Regions from separate parts of the Homo sapiens genome. Here region 2 is linked to region 1. A link is an interaction called in ENCODE POLR2A ChIA-PET data of the cell type or tissue named here. Cell type or tissue: MCF 10A. All regions are shown on one strand. Links, peaks and the distances in the headings refer to the core of each region. The heading gives the core; the rest is flanking DNA.

What was found. Peaks named below come from ENCODE experiments on the same cell type or tissue, not always from the same donor. Only the 100,000 strongest peaks of a DNase experiment are listed, where the experiment ranks them.
Region 2: POLR2A ChIA-PET joins it to region 1 with 5 read pairs; 2 of 35 experiments call an interaction of 5 or more read pairs at or near these places.

Annotation. Positions count from the first base shown.
Region 1 is chr14:74,268,185-74,273,095 of GRCh38, forward strand. No RefSeq gene overlaps it. Among named protein-coding and RNA genes, the nearest start is that of VSX2, 31 kb to the left of the region's middle. In MCF 10A, for the core only: no CTCF peak of the experiment used is centred there; a DNase peak (open chromatin) is centred at 2,397.
Region 2 is chr14:73,648,886-73,653,478 of GRCh38, forward strand. The region is part of intron 1 of DNAL1 (dynein axonemal light chain 1); the gene reads left to right. Among named protein-coding and RNA genes, the nearest start is that of DNAL1, 6.2 kb to the left of the region's middle. In MCF 10A, for the core only: no CTCF peak of the experiment used is centred there; no DNase peak of the experiment used is centred there.

The DNA of each region.
Region 1 (4,911 bases), core at 562-4,561:
ATTCACCATTTCCTCCACACAGCCTCAGTGAGGGTAGACCAGAACAGTTTTTACCCGCTCAGATGCAGAAACAAATTATTAAAAGGCAAATCTATGCTCAGCCAACAAAGAGCTTCGCAGCCATCAAAGAGATGATTACACGAATTAGATTGATGAATATATTTATGAAAAAGAAAACATTAAGGCTGAGCTGGGACCAGTGGCTCACACCTGTAATCCCAGCACTTTGGGAGGCCGAGGTGGGTGGATCATTTTAGCCCAGGAGTTTGAGACCAGCCTGGCCAACGTGGTGAAACCCCCTGTCTCTTCTAAAAAATACCAAAAATAGCCGGGTGTGGTGGTGTGTGCCTGTAGTCCCAGTTACTTGCGAGGCTGAGGCTGGGGACTCACTTGAACCCGGGATGTGGAGGTTGCAGTGAGCTGAGATTGTGTCACCACACTCCATCCTGGGTGACAGAACAAGACTGTGAAAAAAGAAAGAAGAAAAGAAGGCAGGCAGAAAAGAAAAAGGGAAAGGGGAAGGGGAAGGGAAGGAAAGGAAGAAATTAAGGCTGGGCATGGTGACTCACAACTGTAATTCCAGCCCACTGGGAGGCTGAGGTGGGAGGATCCCTAGAGTTCAGGAGTTTGAGACCAGCCTGGGCAACATAGGGAGACTCCGTCTCAAAAAGAAAAAAAAAAAAAAAAGGAAAGGAAAGATTAAGACAAGTCTGAGCTTAACAGCAACAGATATAGGAGGATGTTCAAAGGACCAAAGGACAACAGCATTCTCTAACAGGAGCGCTTCTTTCTCCTCCACCCCACATTTCTGTCTCCCACAGTGTCCCGTGATTCAGGAGTCAGTCCATGCATGGTTTCCATGCAGAAGGCACAAGTTTTTAGGAAGGGAGGGGCAGAGTACCGTGAAAGGTGAAGACTTCCCAATAGCCCTCCCTCATCCGGGACCATTCCTATATGGAAAAGTGCAAGGCGCCGTGGCCCAGGGAAGACAACCCGTGATGAGAAGAGTGTGACCTAAAAATGGAAAGAACATCAGAGTGGATCTAGAAGACCTGAGTTTAAGTGCAGTCTCCACTGCTCTCTTTTTTTTTTTTTTTTTTTTTTTTTTTTGAGACGGAGTCTCCCTGTCACCTAGGCTGGAGTGCAGGGGTGCGATCTCGGCTCATTGCAACATCTGCCTCCTGGGTTCAAGCAATTCTGCCTTAGCCTCCCAAGTAGCTGGGAATACAAGTGCATGCTGCCACTTATTTTAATAGAGATGAGGTTTCACCGTGTTGCCCAGGCTGGTCTTGAACTCCTGAGTTCAGGCAATCTGTCCGCCTTGGCCTCCCAAAGTGCTAGGATTTCAGGCGTGAGCCACCGTGCCTGGCCTTTACTACTTTCTTAACTTCCTCAAGTATTGGTATGCTCAGGCATAAAACTGCAGTCCTAACAGTCCTGCACAGCACTGTTGTGAAGCCCAATGAGATGAGGTGGTTTGCACTAAACTTTATTTCTCCTTGAGTCAGTTTTATTTTGCTGTTATTTAAAAAATTTTTCCTACCTTGTATCTTTTTTGGGGGAGAGTGGGCTTTTGCTAGCTTCTTAAACACTTATCTCATTCTTTCTAAATCTTTATTATTTACTAATACAGATATTAAAAATCATACATTTCTTTTTTTTTTTTTTTGAGAACGTCTTGCTTTGTCGCCTAAGCTGCAGTGCAGTGGTGTGAACATGGCTCACTGCAATCTCCATCTCCCAGGCTCAAGTGATCCTCCCACCTCAGCCTGACCAGTAGCTGGGATCACAGGTGTGCACAACCATGCCTGGCTAATTTTTGTATTTTTTTCAGTAGAGACAGGGTTTCACCACGTTGCCCAGGCTGGTCTCGAACTCCTGAGCTCAAGCGATCTGCCTTTCTTGGCCTCCCAAAGTGCTGGGATTACAGCTGTGAACCACAGTGCCTGGCCTTAAAAATCATACATGTCTAAGTTTTATTAGAGTTGCATCCCAAAAGACTGCACAGAGTTTTCACTTATTTTCTGTTTCACATATTTATTAAATCCCATTTTTAAGCTTCTGAATGTTTTGAAATTTCCAAGCTCTAGGATTTTTGTGAGGGAAGTGATTCTATTATTGCCTTCTAATTTTTTTTTTTTTTTTTTTTTTTTGGAGACAGAGTCTCACTCTGTCACCCAGGCTGGAGTGCAGTGGCGTGATCTCAGCTCACTGCAACCTCCACCTCCCAGGTTCAAGCGATTCTCATGCTTCAGCCTCCCGAGCAGCTGGGATTACAGGAGCCTGCCACCACGCCCAGCTAATTTTTGTATTTTTAGTAGAGATGGGTTTTGTCATGTTCGCCAGGCTGGTCTTGAACTCCTGACCTCAGATGATTCACTTGCCTCGGCTTCCCAAAGTGCTGGGATTACAGGCGTGAGTCACTGTGCTTGGTCTAATTTTATTACACTATGATCAGAGATCATGGTTCATCATCTTGCTCTTTTGATATACTGAGACTTGGTTAGGGCTAGCATGTGGTTAATTTTCATAAATATTCCATTTGTGATTAAACATGTTTTTTCTAATTTTGGGAAATTAGAGTTTAAAATCTTCTGCTTTGTGGATTTGCCAATTTTGCCTTGTAATTTTGCTTTTTGTTTGTTGCATATTTTACTCTCATAGCATACTGTCTGCTTGTGTGTTTTGTTATTGACCACAACGAGCTTTTCTCCTTCTCTTTTTCTGTGTGAATACTTCCATTGTTTAAGTGTTCGTTCCAGTCCTCACCATGAGGTCGGCTCTTTTGTCCCCAAGTGGACATTTAAAATGCAAGTCCCGGCCAGGGGTGGTGGCTCATGCCTGTAATCCCAGGACTTTGGGAGGCCGAGGCGGGTGGATCACCTGAGGTCAGGAGTTCGAGACCAGCCTGATCAACATGGTGAAACCCCATCTCTACTAAAAATACAAAAAATTAGCCAGGCATGGTGGCGGGTGCCTGTAATCCCAGCTACTCAGGAGGCTGAGACAGGACAACTGCTTGAACCTGGGAGGCGGAGGTTGCAGTGAGCTGAGATCATGCCACTGCACTCCAGCTTGGGTGACAGAGAGAGACTCCATCTCAAAAAAAAAAAAATTAATTTAAATTAATTTAAAAAATAAAATGCAAGTCCTAAGGGCTGGGCACAGTGGCTCACACCTGTAATCCTAGCACTTTGGGAGGCCAAAGTGGGTGGATCACTTGAGCCTTGGAGTTTGAGAGAAGCCTGAGCAACATAGCAAAACTCCAAATCCACAAAAAATACAAAATTACAAAATCACTTGAACCTAGGAGGTTGAAGCTGCAGTAAGTCATGATTGCACCACTGTACTCCAGCCTGGGCAACATAGCAAGACCCCATCTCATAAATAAATAAAATGCAAGTGCTAGTCAACCTTCTGACTCTGACTGTCATACCTGGGATTCCCTTTCTTGTTTCCTATTCCAGTCATGCGTGAAACTTGTTTTTGTTATATTTTGTTCACCTCTAGATGTTCTTAATCAGAATTGTTTACCAGCCCACTCCACCATTGTCCTAGAAGCTCCTTTGTAAACTATAAAGGGCTGTGAAATGGGAACAACATGTTACCACTCAAGCCTTTGGCTTCTTGGTATCCTTCCCTATGGCTGGTGGTCACTGCCCCACTCAGTTCCCTGTTGGGACATTTCCCCCGGTCCTGACGTCAGTTATCTTTTTGGATTTGTTTTGCCTGGTTCTTATCAATCCCTTCTGGCCAAGAGGCTTCCGTAAACGCTCTGGGGTCTCTGAACCAAACATTTAGCCTCCCTGGGCCATGGTTCTGCGTCTCTCCTGTAACTGGCACCTTCCTCTTCATCTCTGCCCTCTGCCTTTAGAAGCGTCAAGTAAGCATTGGAGGAGCGAGCGAGTGAGTGGTTAGGCAGAGAGACAATGAAAATTTTTTTTTTGTTTGAGACAGAGTCTCGCTCTGTTGCCCAGGATGGAGTGCAGTGGCGCGATCTCGGCTCACTGCAGCCTCTGCCTCCCAGGTTCAAGCGCCCAGCCGAAAATATTAAATGTATTTTCTTCCAGTCTTTTGTTCCAGGCTAGGTGCAATGATAGCTGGAAGAATGAAAGTTCTCCCAAAGGCACATAGACCATACAGTTGGTAGGATAGTCAGGGAGTCAGGTAGAAATAAAGGGAAGGACTCTTTTAGTAGTACTTTAAAAAATACTTGCCGGGTGCAGTGGCTTACACCTGTAATCCCAGCACTTTGTGAGGCTGAGGCAGGAGGATCAGTTGAGGTCAGGAGTTCAAGACCAGCCTGGTCAACGTGGTGAAACCCCGTCTCTATTAAAAATAAAAAAATTAGTTGAGCGTAGTGGCGCATGCCTGTAATTCCAGCTACTCGGGAGGCTGAAGTAGGAGAATCCCTGGAACCTAGGAGGTGGAGGCTGCAGGGAGCCAAGATGGTGCCACTGCACTCCAGCCTGGGAGACGGAGCAAGACTCTTATCTCAACACCAACAACAACAACACAAAACTCTTAGCCGGGGGTGGTGGCTCACGCCTATAATCCCAGCACTTTGGGCGGCCAAGGCGGGCAGATCCCCTGAAGTTGGGAGTTCCAGACCAGCCTGACCAACATGGAGAAACCCTGTCTCTACTAAAAATGCAAAATTAGCCAGGTGTGGTGGCGCATGCCTGTAATCCCAGCTACTCGGGAGGCTGAGGCAGGAGAATTGCTTGAACCCAGGAGGTGGAGGTTGTGGTGAGCCAAGATCACGCCATTGCACTCCAGCCTGGGCAACAAGAGTGAAACTCCGCCTCAAGACAAAAACAAAAACAAATCCAGTTCACTACATTTTATTATTCACTCTGTATCTCTACTATTACTTTTTTTTTTTTTTGAGATAGGGTCTTCCTCTGTCAC
Region 2 (4,593 bases), core at 43-4,042, 620 kb before region 1:
GAATAATAAATATATATATTAATTATTATAAATAATAATTATTATTCATAGTGGTGATTAGAAGTGATCCTTGATGTGCTTGAGATTTGTTTTTGTTTTTGTTTTTTTGAGACAGAGTCTCACTCTGTTGCCCAGGCTGGAGTGCAGTGGTGCAGTCTGGGCTCACTGCATCCTCCACCACCTGGGTTCAAGCAATTCTCCTCGTCAGCCTCCCGAATAGCTGGAATTACAGGCACCCGCCACCACGCCTGGCTAATTTTCATATTTTTAGTAGAGACGGGGGTCTCCCCATGTTGACCAGGCTGGTCTCGAACTCTTGACCTCATGATCCACCCAGCTCAGCCTCCCAAAGTGCTGGGATTACAGGCATGAGCCACAGTGCCCGGCTGATGTGTTTGACATTTTTTTTTTTTTTGAGACGGAGTCTCGCTCTGTCGCCAGGGCTGGAGTGCAGTGGCGCGATCTCGGCTCACGGCAAGCTCCGCCTCCCGGGTTCACGCCATTCTCCTGCCTCAGCCTCCCGAGTAGCTGGGACTACAGGCGCCTGCCACCACGCCCGGCACATTTTTTGTATTTTTAGTAGAGATGGGGTTTCACCATGATAGCCAGGATGGTCTCGATCTCCTGACCTCGTGATCCGCCCGCCTCAGCCTCCCAAAGTGCTGGGATTACAGGTGTGAGCCACCGCGCCCGGGCTGTTTGAGATTTCTAAAGGGAATATATTTAATGTTACCTTCCTAGTTAGGCCCACTTTGACCATTTTATTTGAAACTAACATCCTCCACACACATTTACATACATTCTGATACCCTTTACTCACCTCCAGTGTTTTCTTTTTCCTTAGTAATTGTTACCTTCTAATATACTATATAATTTTCTTATTGTATGCAGTTCTCCCTTGGTATTCATGTGGGATTGGTTCCAGGACTCCCTAGGATACTGAAATCTATGGACATTCAAGTCCCTTACATATAATGGTGTGGTATTTGCATATAACTTACACACATCCTCCTGTATACTTTAAATCATCTCTAGGTTACTTATACTATGCAATACAATGTAAATATTATTTAAATAGTTGTTATACTGTATTTTTGTTTTGTTTTGTTTTGTTTTGAGATAGGGTCTAACTCTGTAGCCCAGGCTGGAGTATAGTAGCATAATCATGGCTCACTGCAACCTTGAACTCCTGGGCTCAAATAGTCCCCCTGCCTCAGCCTCCTGAGTACCTAGGACTACAGGTACATGCCACCTTGCCTGGCTAATTTTTTTATCTTTATTTTTTGTAGAGATGGGGTGTCACTATATTGTCCAGGCTAGTTTCAACTCTTGGCCTCAAGTGATCCTCTGACCTCAGCCTCCCAAAGTACTGGGATTATAGGCATGAGCCACTGCACCTGGCCATTGTTTTTACAATTTGTATTATTTTTTATTGTTGTTATTGTTACTTTTTAGTGGATTTTTTTCACATGTTTTCTATCCTTGGTGGGTTGAATCTGCAGATGTGGAACCTGAGGATATGGAGGGCCAACTGTATATATTTTTATCATCTGCTCCTTCTAATAGATGTAAGCTCCATGAAGGCAGGAATCTCTGTTTTGTTCATTGATATACCTAAACACATAGAGGAATGCTTGGTAGATAATAGACAATTAATATTTGCTGAAATAAATGCATTTCTCCATTAAGTATGGTGTTTGTTATAGAGTTTTGTTATATAGCTTTTATCAAGGAATTTCCCTTTCTTTTTATTTATTTTTTATTTTATTTTTGGAGACGGGAGTCTTGCTATGGTGCCCAGGCTGTTCTCAAACTCCTGACCTCAAGAAATCCTCCCACCTCAGCCTCCAAAAGTCCTGGGATTACAGGTGTGAGCCACTGTGCCTGGCCAGGCAATTGCCCTTTAATTTTTAGCTGAGAGCTTTTATTTTATTTTTTAAAGAGCTGGGGTCTTACTATATTGCCTAGACTGGCCTTCAATTATGGGCTCCAGCAGTCCTTCTGCCTCAGCCTCCTGAGTAGCTGGGACTACAGGCATGTGTCACCAAACCCAGCTGCTGAGAGCTTTTAACATCAAATGTAGAACTTTATCAAGTACTTTTTCCATGCTTATTGAAATAAATGTGACTTTCCCCTCTAATCCATTAATTAGTTATATTTATAGATTCTTTTGTTGTGTTCCTTGTACTCTTGGGATAATCTATTCTTGATCATGGTTCAATAAACACCATTGGCTTTGACAATCTAATATTTTTTTTTCTGTTTCTTTTTCTTTTTGTAGAGATGGGGTCTTGCTGTGTTGTCCAGGCTGGTCTCAAACTCCTGGCCTCAAGTGATCCTCCAGCCTTGGCTTCCCATAGTGCTGGGATTGCAGGCATGAGCCACCATGTCCAGCTTGAAGATATAATATTGTATCTAGGATTTTCAAATCCATGTTGAAAAGTAAATTGGGCTCCTTATGTGGTTATGGCATCAAGGTTATACTAGCCTCTTAAAATAAGTTGGCAACTTTCCCTCTTTTTCTGGTTTCTGAAACAACTTGTTACAGGGAATACCCTTGAAAGCTTAGTAGAACTCAATTGTAAAAGTGTCTAGGCTTGGAGTATTGGGGGAAGAGGATAAGGGTAAATCTATCATTTTAATATTTTAAATAGTATTGGTCTATTCAAATTTTCTTGATTCTTATGACAGTTTTGACACTTTTATGTTTTTTATAGAAATGTATGCCTTGTCTGGGTTTTAAACCTTATTGCCATATGTTTGCTTACGATATTTATTTTTTATTTTGGAGACAAGAGTCTTGCTCTGCTGCCCGGGCTGCAGTGCAATGCCGCAATCTCGGCTCATTGCAACCTCCACCTCCTGGATTTAAACAATTCTTCTGCCTCAGCCACCCAAGTAGCTGGAAATACAGGTGCACATCACCATGCCCAGCTAAGTTTTGTATTTTTAGTAGAGACGGGGTTTCACCATGTTGGCCAGCCTGGTCTCAAACTCCTGACCTCAAGTGATCTACCCGCCTCAGCCTCCCAAAGTGCTAGGATTACAGGCGTGAGCCACTGTGCCCAGCCATATTTTATTTTTAAAATCTCTGTGTCTATAGTTATTTCTCTGTATTCTCTCTCTTTTTCTGTATATGTGTATGTGTGGTTTTTGTTTGTTTGTTTTTTGAGACAAGATCTTGCTTTGTCACCCAGGCTGAGTGCAGTGGCACCATTTAGGCTCATGCAGCCCTGACCTCCCGGGCTCTAGTGGTCCTCCCGCCTCAGCCCCTGCCCAGTTCCCCAGCCCCCCAGTAGCTGTAACTACAGGTGCCTTCCACTATGCCTGGCTAATATTTGTATTTTTTTGTAGAGACGGGGTCTTGCTATGTTGTTCAGGTTATATACATTTTTTGAGACAGGGTCTTGCTCTGTTGCCCAGGATGGAGTGTAGTGGTGCAATCTTGGCTCACTGCACCCTCTCTCCCTGGGTCAAATGATCTTCCCACCTCAGCCTCCAGAGTAGCTGGCACCACAGTCATGTGCCACCACGCCCAGTGCCACCACGGTCTAATTTTTTTTTATTTTTTGTAGAGACAAAGTCTCACTGCCTTGCCCAGGCTGGTCTCGAACTCCTGGGCTCAAGCAGTCCTCCTACTTCAGCCTCCCAAAGCGCTGGGATTACAGGCATGAACCACCATGCCTGGCTCATTTTATATTTTCAATTTGTATTGCCTTCTTTTTTGCTCAATCAGGCTTGCCAGGGATTTAAGAACCAACTTTTAGTTTTGTTAATTATTTTATCCCCTCGTTCTGTTTTTCATTGACTTTTTCCTTTGTATTTCCTTCTACCTTCTTTGGGTTTGTAATGATGTACTTTGCCAAATGTGTGAACGCCTATCTCATTTGTTTTCTATCTCTTATTTTTTGACAAATATATTTGAATCTGTAAGTTTCCTTCTTAGTATTATATTCCCCAAATTTTGACTTTTTTTCTTTCATTATTTTATAATTTTCTTTTTAACCCAAGGGTTGCTTATTAGTATGTCTTTACTTTCTAGACATAATGGTATATATTTGTGAACAAAAATTCTCTCAAAAGGAAAATGGAGGGAAGAGACTTTATTTCAATGAACAGTTTGCATATGGCTAGATGCATCCTTAGGTATAGAAGGAAGGTGTGTTCCAGAGAACAAAGGGAGGGCTTGAGTTTTATAGCAAAAGTTCCTGCCCACCTTCTCAGTCAGGTCTGTTTATGCAAATAAAGGATTCAAACTCATTCAGTTCTGGTTTGTTGATACAGCTGGGCCTTGATTGGTTGAGTCAAGTGAGCTGATTGGTTGATTCAGGTGAGTTCTGATTGGTTGGTTCATATGAACTCTGGAAGTCCCAAAGTTGAACAGAGGTGTGTTTTGGGGGGGAACTCAGAGTATGCGTGTGACCTTTAGTAAGCAGATGGCTGTTTGGCTCTAATTAATTTGATTTAATCTAATTTAATTTTTTTAGAGACAGGCTTGCCCTGTTGCCCAGGCTGGAATGTGGTGGTGCGATCATCCCTCACTGTAACCTCGAACTCTTGGGTCCAATCGATCATCCCACCTCAGCCTCCCAA